Regions from separate parts of the Mus musculus genome. Here region 2 is linked to region 1. Evidence: chromatin loops called from intact Hi-C (ENCODE). Cell type or tissue: left cerebral cortex. All regions are shown on one strand. Links, peaks and the distances in the headings refer to the core of each region. The heading gives the core; the rest is flanking DNA.

Region 1 (9,169 bases), core at 781-8,780:
TTTACTACTCAGGAAACACTAGGTACCTAATTGTCATGCTTAAAAGGAGTTAAATTGGGCTGAGCCTGGTGGTGCATGCCTGCAATCTCAACTACTTAGGAGGCTGAGGAAGAACAATAACAAATTTGAGGTTAGCCTTAGCTGTATATTAAGTTCTAGGCCAGGGTTGCCAATTTGAAATGCCTCTAATTTTACACATCTGTTGTGTGACAAAACTTCCTGGGAAGACACAATACACCTGTATACTCCCTAGACAGGAAGCCCATGACAGACCAAAAAGGGGACACTAACAAATTCCAACACACATATCTACTCATCCCAGATAGGGAATCCATGATAGAACAGAAAGAAAAAATACAGATGCCATGCAAGTCCAAGTTGGTAAACCAATGCGTTTTATTAGCATTTCTTTTTTTTTTTTTTTTTTGTTTTGTTTTTTTTTTTTGTTTTTTTTTGAGACAGGGTTTCTCTGTGTAGCTCTGGCTGTCCTGGAACTCACTTTGTAGACCAGGCTGGCCTCGAACTCAGAAATCCGCCTGCCTCTGCCTCCCGAGTGCTGGGATTAAAGGCGTGCGCCACCGCGCCCGGCTTATTTATTAGCATTTCTTACAGGAGTAAAGATGAGGGATTACTTACAGAATAACGACATCACCAAAGCCCACCCCAGCATGGGTGACAGCTCACAAAACCTGGGGGCCTGGAGCACACTGCGCAGCCTGCAGGCAGCTCAGTAGGTTGAGGAGCACCCTTTCCGAGTGATTCAGGTGGGATAAACCTACTACAGGCTGTTTGCCTATTTTCTGCTTCTTCCAAAAAGCTTGGCTTGTGTGAAAATCTTTGCAACTTGGCTTGTTTACTCTTTGGGAAGAAGGGGCCTAGTGAATATGGTCAGTTTCAGGGACTTCCTGATGCTATTTCAAGTTGCCTGAAGAAACTTTCCTACAGGATAAAATGTTTCAATCTCAGAGAAAACCCACTAAATAACATCATCTCTAAGACTCTAAAGACAGATAATGGTTGTTGGGAATAGGGGACCACTTTAAACTTCAGTGATGTAGCCACTGGTAAATTGCTTATGCCCTGGTAAATAACTCCTCACTCATACTTCTATAGGTAACTCTAATGAAATTCAGTGGATCATTTCTTTAAAAAAGACATCAAAGTAGAAGAGGAACTAGCAGGAGTAGGAGGGGGACAAAAGAAGGTAATGGCTATGAACTAACCAGTACCCCCCAGAACTATGTATCTAGTTACATATGTAGCAGAGAATGGCCTAGTTAGCCATCAATTGGAGGAGAAGACCTGGTCTTGCGAAGATCATATGCCCCAGTACAAGGGAATGCCAGGGCCAGGCAGTGGGAGTGGGTGGGTTGGGGAGCAGGGTGTGGGGAGGGTATAGGGGACTTTGGGGATAACATTTGAAATGTAAATGAAGAAAATATCTAATAAAAAGAAGGTAATAGCAGTCGACTATGATCAAAATATATCGTATACATGTATGAAAATAGGATAATGAAACCCGTTGTAATTATAATATGTGCTAATAAAATATTACTCAATAGTAGCCTATTTACCTAGCACATATAAACCTACAACAAGTACTACAAAAATATAGAAAAAAACTAATTAAAATTAATAGTAATATTTTAGGACAGTCTTCTACTCTGACCTGGATACTATAAGCTGTTCTATTCTTTGTTGTTATTGCATGAGACTGTGTCATGTAGGCAAGACTGGACATGAATTTATTATTTAGTTGAAGCCGGTCTTGAATTCCTGATCCTCTAGCCTCTGCCTCTGTAGTGCTGAGCTGTCAGGCTTACAGCACACCTGGATCAGCTGTTGCAGGTTTGATTGCCCTTTGCTGCTTCAGCTCCCAGCTCCTTTGAGGTTGGTGGAAGTAGTTGTTATCTGACCCCAGATAATCTCTTATCATCTATGTACTTCTCCAAAATACTTTTGTATTATCTTTCGAGGGCTCCCTGTGGGTTACGCAATTTCTGTGGCAACTCCGGGAACTGGTCATCCACATTTCAGAGATAAGGAAACAACTAGTTTCCTTATCTACATCTCATGTCCAGGGGCCCAGACAGCCACTGGTAGAGCCAAGATTACCACGAGTACTGCTACCAAAGCCTTTGTTCTGACCACTCTGCTTGCTATAGAATCTTATAATAGGTGTGTGTGTGTGTGTGTGTGTGTGTGTGTGTGTGTGTGTGAGAGAGAGAGAGAGAGAGAGAGAGAGAGAGAGAGAGAGAGAGAGAGAGTTTTAATGTTTTGGGGACTTTGCTTGTTTGGGTTGTTTTTGTTTTACAGTGCAAAGATGGCACTCATGGCTTTTTGCATATTTGACACAACATTGAACTGTACCTGTTACTTCCTAGAAATCTAGAACTATCAGGATATAGTTTAAATAATTACAGCAATATACTATAATACAATTTATGAAAATGTATTTGATTTTAAAATATTTAATTAAAATTAAATGTATTTAATTTGAAAATACTTCTATTTCTTTCTTACTATTATTAGTGTGTATGGATGGGGGGCTTATAGAGAGTGCATATGTATCACAGCACATGTGCGGCGATCAGAGGGCATCTTCCAAGAGTTTCTTTCCACTATGGGTTCCAGGGATTGAACAGGCTTGTGCAGAAAGTACTTGGATCAAATGAGCCATCCTACCTGCCCTGAAAATGTCTTATTGTACCATATTCATCCTTGTACTGATGTTTGGTGATTCAATGCCTATGTGGCAAGGTGAATAATGGTCATGTGATGTAGACTTAGGTATCGTTCAACTTCTCCATCTATCTGTCACCAGGGAGCTATTCTGAGTACCATAATAAAACCTCTCACTATCTGGCTCTATCACAGCCTGGAAATGAATCAGCTTTGTCCTGTATCCATGGCATATTGGTGACTTAACCATCAGACACTTGGTAGACATCTCAGTGATCAGATTAACTATTGTGATATTTCAATGCTTATGTTCTTGTTTCCCTTAGAACAGTGTGTAATTTTAAAATTGTACATTGTTTATTTCTACAGGGTTTTTTTTGTTTGTTTGTTTGTTTTTGTTTTTGTTTTTTTGGTTTTTTGTTTTTTTGGTTGGTTGGTTTTGGTTTTTTGAGACAGGGTTTCTTTGTGTAACCCTGGCTGTCCTGGAACTCACTCTGTAGACCAGGCTGTCCTGGAACTCACTCTGTAGACCAGGCTGGCCTCGAACTCAGAAATCCACCTGCCTCTGCCTCCCAAGTGCTGGGATTAAAGGCGTGTGCCACCACTGCCTGGCTACAGTTTTCTATTTAACAATTTTGACTATGATTTCTACAGGAACTTGAAAACACAGAAAGAGAAATTGTGGATAAGGAGGGACTACTGTATTTGCATGGCAGTGAGATTTTGTTTGGCTGAGTCATTCAGCCATGAGGAGGTAACATTGAACACTTTAGCTATTACAAATAATATGAATATGTGTACACATGCATTTGTATGAGTACCAGTTTTCAGATCTTTTGGGTTTTGACATACATTATCATGGGATGGTTCTACACCATTCCCCTCTTAAGCAGAAATCTGAGTTGTCTGTCTACAGCTTGGTGAGCAGTCATGGACTCTGAATACAGTGTCTTCTGATGGAATTCTAATTTTGCCACATATCAATTTCTTGTTCCCAAATCTCCAGATCGTCTTTCAGCTTTGCAAAGACATGGCCTTCAAAAAAACCTAGTTTTATTAAGCAGAGAAAATATGCCTCCCCCAAGACACAATTGACAACCTATAGCAACCATTATGTATGTAACAACAGACTTTTTTTTTTTCCTTTCTTGAGATAGATTCTTATGTATTTCTGACTGGCCTCTAATTTTCTCTGTAGTTGAGGGTGACTTTGTTTCTGATCTTCCTGCCTCCACCTCCTGAGTTCTGTGATTACACATATGTACCACCACTACCAGTTCAGATAGTGCTGATGAGGATGGAGCCCAGGAACCCAGGGAATACTAAGTAAACATTTCACCACCCGGGCCACATCCATAACCATGGTGTCACCTGCAGGCATGTGTTTTTCTGACTTACTTTCCCCCATGCAACACAGCAAAAGTCATTCTGATGATTTTCAAATTTCTAAGTGTTACAACTGATATCACCATCAATAATTTCAGCATCTTAACCATCATCATATTGGTGGTATTGAGTGTGGAACTGAAGACAGTAGTGAAAACACAGATGTCTTAAAAGTGAAAATAGCCCAGATGTTGAGGCCTTGAGTTCAATTCCCAGTACTGCAAAGGATAAAATAAGGGTAAGATTGCTGAGGTCTCAGCACTCCTCAGTTCCAGCTCACAAAGCTAGCTTTTTCCTAAGAAGTGAAGAGTAGTTGCTCTCTGTCCTTTCCACCCCTTAGATGCTTCCCTAAACTCCAGTACCAGCCAGTACCAGCTTTGACCTTAGCCTGCACCCAGGAAGAAACAGTCCTGTCTCATGCCTGGCAGCCCCTGTTCATCTGGTACCCACAGACATGCTGCACCAAGATGAACGGTAATACAGCCTCCCTCTGCATCACCATGTCCCCTCTTTGAATTCCATTGAAACATCACTTGACAATTAGGAGAGCACACTGGACAACATGCAGCAGGGACCCATTAAAACCTCGCTTTGGTGGATATAAAAATATACTCATTTTCACAGATTTAAATACATCTCGGTTCTCTGCAAAGGGCTGTATGACAGATGGCTTCAAAGCGAGTCACATTTACAAACAGCACACAAAAATATTGTTTAGCAGATTCTCAAAGAGTTCTTCAGATCCCTCCAGAGCCAGTCTTTTTCACCAACTCTTTTGCTTGTGATTTGCGGAGGCTCCCGAAAATGTCTCTGGACTTCCTAACAACATCTCTGTGTCTTTCCTGGGCTTCCAGAATAGGACAGTTCCAGAGCCCTGGAGGTGGCTCAAGTGGTATTTTAGAAAACATCATCTAAGCATGAAAATTAGCAATTCTTTACCCTAACATAATCTCTAACCCAAAACTTAGGGGGGTGGGAAAGAATACAAAGACTGTCATAGGCGTTATGAATCATGTGTACAGCTATTTAGTTTACTTCAAGTCCTCGAGCTGGCCAAAAGCCTGGTACTGTATGTAGCTCAGGCCTATAATCCCAGCATTTGAGAGGCAGGCTGAGAAGGCAAGAGATTAAAAGTTAGAGGTCAGCCAGAGTTATACAGTTCCAGACTGGGATATACAGTAAGAACCTGTCTCAAAAGCAATAGCAGGGGATGGGATGTAGGTCAGTTAATAGAGTGCTTGCCTAGCATAGCTGAAGCCCTGGGTGCCTATAATCCTAACACTCTAGTAGTGGAAACAAAAGGAATAAAAGTTCTGGACCAGCCTTTACTATACAGTAAGTAGTAGTACAGCCTGGGTTACATGAGACATTATTTCCAAAAAGAAAACACAGTTCCACACAACACCACCCACAGAGAACAATGATAAAAGATATGTTTCTGGACAACTCCTGTAAAATTGAAATTTACAACAAAGTCACACATTGAGCATAAATACTGAGCAAAAAATAGTCACAGTATGGGCCTTGTCCTCCAAGAGTGTCCAGCCTTGCGAAGGACCTAAACATTAACTCACAAGGCAGGCACTGTGTGTTAAATCCAGATAGGCAGTGTGTGGTGGGGTCACTGTGGGCAGGTCCAGACCAAAGGAGGTATTTATAACACAGGGGCCTCAAAGGGACAGATGGAGGAGTGAAGTCATACCAGAAATACAAAATGCCTTGAGTCCTTGCAGGTGTGTTAAGTTGGAGGCCTACAAGCCACGTGTGGCCAAGGATGGCTATGAATACACAAAACCATAAACTTATAAAAAACATTATGAGATAACGTTTTTTTTTTTGTAACATCAAAGGGTTGGATTCCCCTGAGAAAGAATGAGAAAGGTAGAAGCTAGGTAGAGAGAGAAAAGTAGAAGATGGTAGAGCTTGGAGGGAGAGTAGGAAAGAAGAAATGGGCAAATGAACCATAAGTTGAACCCTTAGGTCAATAGCATAGCCCTGTGTGGTTGGAAGGAAGGGGGCACAGTGGGCACGTCATCAGCACCCACCAGGTTACAGAGACTGCCCTCCACTTAGTGTCAGCCTTATCCTAAATCCACCAGGATTCATGGCATATTTAACACATGGATTGACAAGGAGAAGAGAAAGCCCGGGCAGAGCCCTGTTTCTGATTCATAGCACAACTGTGGCTTGTCAGCACTCCACAAGGAGTTGGTGCATTTTCAACTCTTCCACTGAAAATTTTCTGTTTTTTCCTCCCACTCATGTTCTAGAATTTTATTTATAACACTTTTTGGCCAGCTCTTTGAAGTGTGTGTGCCTCTGTGTGTGAGAGACTGAGAAACTAAAGTACTCTATTAAGCTTGGAGCTTCTGGAAAGCAGGCCCCACATACATTCCAAGTATTATAATTATGATCCATTATGCATAAGGAGCAGCAATATAGACGCCACCCTACCCCTACCCCCAGTTCTGGTAACACCATCTTACATCTGCCTCCTAAGCAGAATGTGAGTCTAGCCACAGCCTCTTGTCTGGTCCCAGGAAAGCTGCCTGGTCCCAGGGCCCTGAGGCTTTCTGGACCACTGACTCAGACACTAGAAAGGACTTCAGAGTCCCCAGTCTCAGTTCTTTGCTGGCAGATAAGTCAAGCACAAGGCACCCCATATGTCAAAGGAGAAAGAGGTCACAAGCTTCTCCAAGCTGCTGAGGAATGACAAGAAGACAATGTTCCCTTGGGCAAGGGTTATATTTTGGGTCCCCACCTAAACCTGGACAATCACACACCTATTCATGGGGTGAGACTCATGGAAGGACTGGTGGTCCTTCCTGCTACAGTGCAGGACTACTACCCAGACACAGGTTCTGCCTCTGTCCCACAGGGAGATCAAGCATTTAGACTGGCCTGTGGAGTAGCCTCCTACTCAGAGATTCATTGCTCCGGTGAAATCGATGGAATAGTCCAACAAGCCTATACTTGAGCTGCTGCTCTGCCCTTTTGTTCATAAGCGACCTTGGAGAAGTTAATCTTCCTAAGCATCATTTTACTTGTGTAGAAAATGGGAATAAAAATAGCTCCTTTCAGGGCCAATGAGATGGTTCAGTACTTGCTGCCAAACAAAATATACAAGAAGGAGCCGGCTGCACTCCTGTGATCCCAGCACTCAGGAGGCTGAAGCAGAAAAATGATAAAGGGTTCAAGGGCAGCCTGAGCTGTGTGCAGCCAATTAAACCAGGCTTGAGCTATAGAGCAAGACTCTGTCTCATAACAAACAAAGACCCACGATGAGTCTGTCTAAAGATCTAGTAATTCAAAATGGTTTAAGTCCATGTCCCAACTGGGTAAACACTCTGCTATAGGAAGATGGGGTTGAAGCGCAAAGCTTACAAGATCTGACATGTACATGTTCTTGTTTTTTGAGATTTATTTTCATCAACCTGAAGAAGAGCTCCAAGTTGGGCAGAGAAGTCTAGCAGTTTTCATTACTGCCTGCTTAAATGGAAAATGCCTTTTTAGGTGGGAAGATGGATGTCGCTAAACTAAAACTGGAGAGTCTTAATTGTTGTCATTTGCTTTGAAAGACATCTTTTCTACTGGAATAGCTTATCTCAGATAGTAAAGTGAAACATCAAGGTAAAGTGGCAGACATAGAGCCCTATGGAGCTGTTGTGATAAGTATTACTTCTGTTGCAATTACAGAGCAGGAAGCCAAAGGACGCTTTGGGGGATGGCCATGTGGTTCGGTTGGCTGAGTGGTTGTCCATTGTGCATATAAAGTCTGGGTTCAGACCTTAGCACCACACAAAAACAGGCATAGGGGTGGCTGCTTATATTTCCAGCTTAGAAGCAGGAGGATCAGAAATTCAAGACAAGTGCAAGGGCAGAGGGGGGAGGAAGGGAAGGGAAGGGAAGGGAAGGGAAGGGGAGGGGAGGGGAGGGGAGGGGAGGGGAGGGGAGGGGAGGGGAGGGGAGGGGAGGGGAGGGGAGGGGAGGGGAGGGGAGGGGAGGGGAGGGAAGGGGAGGGGAGGGGAGGGAAGGGAAGGGAAGGGAAGGGAAGGGAAGGGAAGGGAAGGGAAGGGGGAAGGGAAGGGAAGGGAAGGGGGAAGGGGAAGGGAGGGGAGGGGTGGGGAGGGGAGGGGAGGGGAAGGAAAAGGAAAAGGAAAAGGAAAAGGAAAAGGAAAAGGAAAAGGAAAAGGAAAAGGAAAAGGAAAAGGAAAAGGAAAAGGAAAAGGAAAAGGAAAGGAAACAGATTGAGAAGAAGAAGAGGCTTTACCATTTTTATCCTGGCCCACATAGCTGAACTCTAAGAGGAGAGATACTTTGCCTCCAAAGCCTACTCTGTCAACTCGGAAGCTGTGGAGAATTCCCCCATTGGAAGCCTCTCCAGAGCTGGTGTTTCTCAACCCGATCCTTGAGCCCAAGGCCCTCTAGGGAAAGAGCAGGAGGCCAGGGAGCCTAAAGTCTGTTGTAATTCCTCCAAGCCAAAAGTTAATGAGGCAGCAGGGAGGCCCTTCCTCTAGACACACAAAAGCAAGATTCTCCCCTCAAGGAACTTAGACTCTTTGCTCGGCTCTCATCCCCTCCCCATCACACCCACTTGTACATTTTTTTTTTTTTTTTAGCATCCTTGAGTCTTTTCTTGAGAGAATTGCCTGGCTGTCTCTAATTAGGCCTGTAAACTTACTGGAGACAAGGGCCCCTGGCCCTTTATGCCTTTTGTTTCCCTCTCCCTGCCACAAGAGCCTTACTCAGCCTAGGCAAGGCCTCTATAGAAGTTACTGACTATCTGACCTTGGGGACTTGGTCAACATCTGAATTTGTGTTAAGTGGCATTCACTGCTGGCTGTTCCTGGCTGGCTGTCTCACACAGAGTGAAAGAGACCACAATGTCTAAGTATGCCAAGGGCAGTTTGAGTAGGGAGAGACAAGCTGTGAGCAGATGGGGGTGGGGGAGGTGCATGGGGAGGGGGGGTGTTCTGTCACCGCCCTCCATAGATTGGATGTAATTACCTCTCCAGCATGTGCCCAGATTACCTTCTGTGAAATTGAGTCTTTGACAGCAAACTGCCTGTTCAAAGTGACAGGAGCCAAAGGGGGGGGGGGT
Region 2 (9,169 bases), core at 375-8,374, 120 kb after region 1:
CTTTCTTTTTGTCTTTAAACCAACCAACATATTGGTTGACCATAATATTTTTATTTCTTTGATGTGTATTTGTATTACCTTATAAATCTACAAGTGAGAATGGTTTCTCCGACAAAAGGCAATACTGAATGCCATTTAAAATAGGAAATTAATGCCAGAACTTATTTTTGAGGCACAGCTGGTTTTTTTTAAATGCCATGAATGATATCAACAGAGAGTTTAAGCATCACAGTTGACTTTAGCAAAGCACTCACGCTCAGGCACGGTGCTTTGTACATTTGAGCTTAGCTACTTTGCTCAGTGTTCTGAATAGGTATTTTATAGAGCTAGTATGTCACCAAGAAGCCTAGCAACACTAGTGTTTTAGAACAAAAGAAAACAACAAAAACAAAGCACACTGAGTCCCTATGATTTTAGTGGCAAGCTAACAAACTGCCATGCTCTGATATTTAAACATCCCTATCTTTTGTGCCAGCTTATATCAGTGGTCTGTACTAAGGCACATGGCAGTAGGTTTGAGAATGGTAGGTTATTTCTGTTAAGACAGAAAATGAAGTATCATGTGGATAGTTAAGTGCTTCCAATGTGGTTCTCAAAGGCTGGGGGTGTTGCAATGGCGAGCAGAGGTTTTTCTGTTGGTCTACTGTCAATTCACATGTTCCTTTCTAAAAGCCACAGAAAAGGGATATGGAAGAAAGCTTGATTTTCAATATGAAGTTGATACTGGAAAAAAATCACTTTACACGTTTACATTAATCTTGCCACAAGACAGGCTAGTACAAAGTAATTCATACATACTTGTTAAATGCATATAGAATTTTCTCTATAACAGACTGGGTAGCCATAAAACAGCCACAATAAATGTAAAAACATGAATAGCAAATAAAGTATATTATCTACAGAGCTTGTAGCATAGCAACACACAGCTAAATTATAGTTACTTGGGAAGCTGAGGCTAATGGATCCTAAGATAGGGTCCAGATCAGAAAACTTAGCGAGATTCTAGCTCAAATGAAAGCTTAGAAAGGGTCAGGGATGTAGCTTTCTGGTACTGTGTTTGCCTAGCATCCTCAAGGCCCTGGGTTTAAGCCTCAGTACTGAAAAGTAAAGAACAGAACAACAAACACAAGGGATTCTACCAAGCACCATGGGAAGAAAGAAATTAGGAATCTGTAACAGAAGACTGTTTGTCAAATTCACCAACATCTGAGAATTACCCAGCACAATCCGAGTCAAAGAAGAATCCAGAGAGAGGACAGTGGAAAATCTTTTGAGAGAAGTTAAAATGAAGATACAACATAGAAAATTTTACCAGACAGGGAAAAGCGCTGCTTTGAGGGAAGCTTAGAGTTATAGTCAACTACATTGATCATGAAGCTTTCAGAGCCGTAAGTTAATCTTCCACCTGGCTTAAAGGTGGGAAAAAAACCCCAGGTGCTCAGCCCTGAACACAACCTCCAGGCTCAAGCAATAGGGCATAAATGTTTGCTCTCTCCTGACTGTGGCATCTGACTCTTGCAAGTGTTTGCCACTGCAATCCCAACATAGCCCAGCTAGTTAAGAGGACCAGATGGGAAACTAACATGAAAATACAACACTTCAACTAGCTACTGGAACATCCAGGTCCTTAAAGCAATTGGTCTCCTATAATATTCAAATGACCAAGAGAAAGTGCTTTGGAAAATATGAAGTTGTTTTACAAATGGCACAAGCATAAATATTTATATACACAGACGCACATAGCACAATTATTGAAATAAGAAAAGATTAATCACTGGAAAAAACAACAGAGCTTCATGTGATGTATTTTTTTTTAATTCAATACCCTTCCTAACCTTGCCCTTTTCATTTGTTTCTCAGGGCAGACTTGTTTTCATTATAACTTTGCTAACATGGGATGCTGGGAAGCTAGCCAGACCTCAACCTCTATTCCTTTTTCTTTTCAGAGTAGGACATGTATTTTATATCTGAAGCTTCATTTGGAAGCCATTTAGGTCATCATTTGGATAGACTTGTTTTAATTCTAGTCCTACTAGTGTTTGTCTTTGGAAGTAGAACAGATGTGGATGGTAGGGTGGATTCATGCACATTGAAGCAGCCCCTTTTCCAAGAACTGTAAATCCTCTGGTTTCTAAAACATTAGAGATGAACTGATAAACCCCTTCATGGTTGGGTACCTGGTGACCTAGTTGGCTCCATCCATATTAATTTAAACGATGCAGAGATGGTTTTTAGTTTCCCTTTTTCTAAAATGTTCCCATTTGTGTCCTTGATTGTGCTTGTTTTTCAATATGCTACACTTCTTTGTATACTTTCAGCTGCAAGACAGAAATAATAATAGCCTCTACTCTACAGCCACGTTGAGAGAGTAAAACGGTCTGATTTACATCAGTTGCTTAAAATCATGCAGTAAGTATTCCAAAATGTGAGCTACTAGGCTGGCAAGATAGCTCATTGTGTAAAGGTGCTTACCAGATGACTTGAGTTCGATTTCCTAGAAAAGCAGTTCTCAACCTCTGGGTTGCCACCCTTGGGTAAATTTCTATCCCTAAAAATAGTTACATCATAACTTACAACAGTAGCAAAATGACAGTAGTGAAGTAGCAACAAAACAAAACAATGTTATGGTTGGGGTCACCACAACAGAGGAACTGTATTTAAGTGTCCCAGCATTAGGAAGGGTGAGAACCACCAGGTTACACCTACAGAGAGGAAGGAGAGAGAACTGACTTCTGCAAATTGTCTTCTGATCTCCACATGTCTACATTCTCTCTCTCTCTCTCTCTCTCTCTCTCTCTCTCTCTCTCTCTCCCTCTCCCTCTCCCTCTCCCTCTCCCTCTCCCTCTCCCTCTCCCTCTCCCTCTCCCTCTCCCTCTCTCTCTCACTGAATGAATAAATGTATTACAAATTCTAAAAACCTGTGGTCTATTAGTGTTATACGTAACCCAGCATTACCTCCTTCATGTTCTCTCTGCTGAATAACTTGGATGTCTGCTCATCTTCCAAAGTAGGACCACTGACTTTTTCCTTGCCTATTCCTTCTTCACTATTTTGCCACAGCTGAATAAGTAGGCCTTGTTGGTACATCTTCATCCCCCCCCCATTTGAATCCTGACCAGTGCTTTCTTCTTTCTTTCTTTCTTTCTTTCTTTTCCTTTCCTTTCCTTTCCTTTCCTTTCCTTTCCTTTCCTTTCCTTTCCTTTTCTTTTCTTTTCTTTTTTTTTTTCCGAGACAGGGTTTCTGTGTAGCCCTGGCTGTCCTGGAACTCACTCTGTAGACCAGGCTGGCCTCGAACTCAGAAATCCAACTGCCTCTGCCTCCCGAGTGCTGGGATTAAAGGCATGCACCACCACTGCCTTGCTCACTGCTTTTTTTCTAATCACTTGTATTCTCTCACCACCTTCTCATCATCAAGGTGCGGGCGTGCACACACACACACACACACACACACACACACACACACTTAAACTCTTTCACCAGGAAATCACAGTAGTATCTGTCTGTGTTTATACAACACACTGTGCATGCTATGATAAGTACTTAAACAGTAGTACAGTCTAATTTTTTGGCTAGGTGTGTACGCCTTTTCTGTTGCTTTCTTTTCTTCCCTCAGTCCCAACCATATGATACCAGCAGGTATTGTGCCCATTTTTTTTTTTTTTTGGCATGGTCAGGGCCATATAACGGACCCTAATTGAGCACTAATTATGAGCTAGGCCCTGGGAGTTACCTGACCTCAAGCTGCCAGGAAGAATATTAACAAAGCACTCTGCCTAGGGAGAAGCTTCCCAGGAGGGAGAGGTGCTTCTGAAGTGAGTTTAAAAGACTCAGAAGGGGAAATAATTATGGTCTAAGAGTTCGGCCTGTTCAGAATATTAACAGTCACTTCTTATTGAAACCTATCAAAGAAAAGGCACTGGACTAAGTGCTTTATGTGTGTTACAGAGGACTTTACAAAGTCCCAGACAGGCTTGAATGACTAAAATGACCTTTTGTGAGAACTGGACTATAGGGCGGGGTAGGGTTTTTTGTGAATAGCTGGACTATAGGATGGGGTAGGGGTTAATGGGAGCTGGGGCTAGAGATGGTTGGAGCCAGATAAGGAAGGGTAGGTTAAAGTGTTTAGCTTCACTGTCATTCATTCCTCCCTGGAATCTAGGGATAGCAAGGAGGACATCTTTTAGACTCTTAGCTGGATACTGAGAAGGTTTTAGCCTCTTCTTGAGGGAAGGCATACCAACTTTTACTCCTTAACTAAACCTGATTCCAAACTCCCTTTTAGCAATCTGGAGCTAAATTATGGTTTCTGTAATTAGACTTAGAAAGGGCTAGAATACAATCTGCATGACTCCATAGCCACTGCCCAAATCATCATCATTGTCCATCTTCCCAGTTTGTCTTTCTTGCTCCAGCTGTCATTCCAGATGAAGTGACATGTGGGGGAGAAGTAAAGACAGACCAGAAAGGAAGGGATAGAGAGAGAAAGTCATGGCTCTCCAGTCTAAAAATCTCTGACTCAGAAGGCAGTGTCTCAGATGTAGACTACGAATGATCCTGAACTTATGAACTAACCGTCACAAAATCCCTGGGCTTCTTTTCACTATGGATTTAGTCTTTCAGTGTGTGTCTCTCAGGCAGATTCAGAAATGGGCAGGAACAGAGCCTGGCCATTTTAAACGTGCAGCTGCTTGCATATGTAGAAAACAGCCAGTTATTTGACCACATTGAGGGAGGGAGAATCCCATTTCTTAGTTTTATTAGCTGGTGGGGTACATGAGTGTGAGTATTGGTGGGGTACATGAGTATGAGCAATGCATTGCCTCCCTGCACAAACAAGAAAGAAATGCTGAACAGAAGAGTGGGGGTGTGTTCCAAATTTAGCTTTCTTTCCAACCTCTACCCATATGGTTGATGGTTTTTTAAAAAAAAATGATCAGCAAGCCAACAAAGTGTAATCTGATATTAGGAGTTCCAGTCTCTGTGAAACCAGAGCTAATAGCAGCACACAGGATTCATTTGTTCTGATAGAGAGGCGAAACCCTCCAAGTGGTCCTTGCCTCGATGCCTCTGTGAGCTGACCTATCAAGACTCTCGGCCAGATTGAGGATGGAACTGATGAGATTTCTATTGGCTAAGGGAGACTTCAGAAGGAGCCTGTCAAACTCAATAAGGAAAAAAGAGCTTTGGGAAAGAGCAAGTTTATGGATCTGGTTAGTAGTCTCAGAGCTAAGAAAGTCTCCAAGCCTAGGATTCCTAGAAGTCAAAGTGACTAAAAATGAGAAGCTCTTTCATTTGTTAGCATAATTTTGAAAGACAGGAACTTCTCTCCATGGTGGAAAGAGCTACTGCTTTAAGCTAAGAGCCCTGAAGGATGAAAGAAGGATGAAGCAGAGAAAATAAATCTTTCCAATGCACCTCCTCACTCCAGTGGTATGCCAGTAAATATTTAACAACTGGCTCTCAGAACAAGAAATATGTATGTCCTTTTATTTTAAGTTTTATTGGAATAAAGGATGTGCAGCAAATGATTTATAGATAAAATAGATGATACTATTTATAATAAATTTCATATTGGGAATGGTTTTTACAGAATGCTTTCATTGACCTTTCCTTTGCCAGAAGTTTGCCTCTATAACTAAACTACATTGCAACTGATTAACAAATACAGTTTCTACAAGAATATGAGTTGCTATACTGGCTTACATTAAGGAAGCTCTCAGAAGTGAAGAAACACAGTATCCGGTGAGACTTCACTACATCAGTGACCAGAGTGAGATATTTACTGTTAGATAATAGTTTTCAAATTTTCAGAGAATATTCCCTCAAACAGCGTGCTATTCAAGATGTGGTGGCTACACATAGAGCACAATTAGAAGTGCAGGTTACACTACTCACATTCTCCCAGTCACTTCCTTGAGTCTCAATTCTAGGCAATCAATACAACAATAACTCAAGCCCCGACTTACTGCGTTTGCTGACTTCTAAAGGAGTAACTACTGCCATCACAGCTACAAATGTGCTGGCGCTTGATGCTGACTGGGAAAAGTATACAGTATTTCTGCCTCCCAGATACAACGGACACAGTTAGACAACGGGACAGTGTAATTAGCATAGGATGACTTTGGAGAATCATCCTTCTTTGAATAGAATTTATTTTATCACAGATTTATAATGTTTACTCTATTAATAATGGATACATCTAAGTGGCTCACAGAAATTCTGAAAATCTAACAACTGGCTTTTATGATACATGCCACACAACTCAAGTAAAACCACTGCCCTCCTCCTATTCAGAGTGCTTTTGAGTAGATCCCACCAAGGTAAGAAGGGATGCCAAGCAGACATACACACAGGACGAGCTACTTTTTCCTGCTCAAAGTGAACTCTGCTACTCTGCTCTTTATTGCTGATCTGTAAGAAGATAACAGAAACTGAAAGTCAGCACTTAAACTTTTATAGCATCTCGACAGATACTCTGGTCTGTTGAATCTCTTAATTAAAAATCGTGGTTTTTATCTTTGGCGGGCCTCTTTGTTATTTCCTTTTTCTAGTAATGTATCTTTATTATATTCTACAAAAGTATGGGTCCATGATTGCTTTGGTAGAGGGAGTTCTGGATCATAGATTACTCAAGATATACTACTTTATTCTCTGAACAAAAAGCAGATTGGAGAGGGCAGCGTAGGAAATGAGCGTGAACCAGATAACCTAGATCTTGATAATTTAGCCATTTAGGCTAATTGCTTGAGGCTGGGGCGGAGGGGGCTCTATTCCAAGTCCGTCTTCTAACACAACGGCAGGAAGGCCACAAGAGTATAAATAATCAGGAAGAAAAATAAGATCTATTGTCTCATAGAAGAAAGACAACTCCACAGGCTGTGAGTGACAGAGGATGCTGAAAGAATTCTCTGGTAAAATCTGTGCCACTCTTAAGGAGCCATTTGCTTAGAAAAAATAGTTATAGAAAATTGTAATTGGGGACATGTGCTCAAATACAAATAACCAGAGATTCTGTTCTCCATTCTTCTTTCATTCTTCTAGGTTGAAAAGCTATTTTGTTCTACCATCATTTTCTTTTGCTCTACTTACGTCCAACCATGCCACGTCAGAGCTTTTCAATGTCTTGGAAATGGAGATGACTGAGGTATTAGTCCACACTCACTTTATGCCCATTAGACGAATCTTTCAAATATATTTTGTTTAATGAACACTGCCCACACTCCCCTACAGTCAGGAGCTGACTATTTCCTAATGCAAGTCATTCATTCCACTGAGGAATTGCCGAAAGGGTAGGAAAGCCCATCCTCCCATCAGCTTTGCTTCTGGTTCTACTCTTATCTCCCATGTATCAGACCGCTAAACCATAGACATGCGCACATCTTCCAAATCCTCATCTCATGTAGACCGAACACTGACACTTAATTGCACTGTCTTACCATTGTCACCTCTCAAATTCTTCCTTGTACTTCCTCCCCTCCTCTTGATGCTCTTTGCTTACAGATGCTCATTGAGTGCCTGTCCTGCCTGACTTGCCTGCTTGACTGAGTCACCTTTGAGGACTAGGACAGGAATCTCTTATTCCAGTCCTCATAGGTCCAGCTGTGGGACCCTAGAGGGGCCTTGGAAGGAGGAGTCAGTTCATAAGTCAGTCAGAGTGGGGGCACTTTGCTACCCTGCCAAATATGGGGAGAAAGTAAGCAAATATTACACACAGGGTTCGGAATGTGGCTCAGTGGCAAGGTGCTTACTTGGCAAGCATGAAGTCCTCAGTACTGTTAAAAAAATCATACCAGCACTGCACATGGATAATTAAAATATCTGTTTACTTTGTGATACTGGGGATAAAACCCAGGGCTTCCCACATAGTAGGTAAGCATTCTACCAGTGAGCTTTCTGCCCCAGTCCTGAAATGTTTCTTAAATGACATCTACTAAGCTCGTATGTGTGTGTATGTGGTGGGTGGGGGTGGTGAGCTTGGCGACTGACAGCTGAGTCCTTAGGGTAAAAATGGGGGGAAGGACCCAGCATAAACAGACTTTCCTAATTTGTAGCTCATTGATAGACTTCATGAGCAATATAATTACTAAGCAAATAAAAGTGTAGTAGAGGCTTTCCTCCAAATTCTGGTGTCTGGGATAGTCTGCGAGCAGGAAGAAATCTCATTAGCACCTTCAGGATAAAAAGTGTAGATATAGGATGAAAAAAACATGCTTGAAATTCTCCCAGGAGCTCATGGGTACTTGGACAAATCACTTTACTCAGAAAACCATCCTGAAGGTGCTAATGAGATTTCCCCCTGCTCTCACACACAGGCTGCCTGCAGATATTCGCATTTGTAGGGCAACCTCCACTCTGTTTTTATGTACTTGGTAATTATATCACTGCTTAAGTCCACCCACAAGTTACAAATGAAGAGAGTCTATGCTAGCACTCCCGTTCTTACCTTAAAGGCTTAAAATCAGCCACGTACATTAGGATTTTTTTTTAAATCAAAGATAAAACTCAGTATATTTGGAAATTATCAGCACTATGAGTTTAAAAACAACTGAACATGGTGGTTCACATTTGTAAGCCCAGCCCTTGGAGAGGCTGAGGCACGGAGGACTGTCATGGGTTTGAAGTGAGTATAGGCTACAGTATATAACCGTGTCTCAAAACAAACAACAATGTCCACGACAACAACAAACTAAACAAAAAATCTATAAAATTAGAAAAAAACGTAAATTGAGAAAAACTCAAAGATCATCTTGCCAGATCACTATCATTTTTTTTTTCAGGGAAATTTCCAACAGCAACATTGATTTAGGTAGAAATCCACGTTTTTCTTTCTGATGTATTTTTGAGCAGGTGAGACCATCCCATTTAATGGCACTACAACTCATTGTCCCAGACCCCTCAAGGATATTAGTCCACAGGAATGTCTTCTCTTCTGTGTGCCAGCACAGCTGGAAGCTCTGACATTGCCACTTTCTGACTGGTCCTTCTTCTATTCATCTACAAGCTGAGCACTGTCCCTAGCTCTCCCATTCCTTTCTATCTATTCTTACAAAGTTTACTTGAGGCTGTCACTGAATTGGTCAGCATTGTTCCCCCTCTACACACACACACACACACACACACACACACACACACAGAGGAAAGCAATTATAACCCAGGTAGCCAAATTCTT

What was found. Peaks named below come from ENCODE experiments on the same cell type or tissue, not always from the same donor. Only the 100,000 strongest peaks of a DNase experiment are listed, where the experiment ranks them.
Region 2: a loop joins it to region 1, with 3 times the contacts of the local background. A loop is called at or near these places in 3 of 42 quality-filtered maps.

The regions. Positions count from the first base shown.
Region 1 is chrX:52,175,259-52,184,427 of GRCm38, forward strand. No RefSeq gene overlaps it. Among named protein-coding and RNA genes, the nearest start is that of Gpc4, 15 kb to the left of the region's middle. In left cerebral cortex, for the core only: no CTCF peak of the experiment used is centred there; DNase peaks (open chromatin) are centred at 4,781 and 6,366; H3K27ac peaks cover 262 bases.
Region 2 is chrX:52,297,146-52,306,314 of GRCm38, forward strand. All of the region lies in intron 7 of Gpc3 (glypican 3), which reads right to left. Among named protein-coding and RNA genes, the nearest start is that of Mir6384, 76 kb to the right of the region's middle. In left cerebral cortex, for the core only: no CTCF peak of the experiment used is centred there; DNase peaks (open chromatin) are centred at 4,853 and 8,285.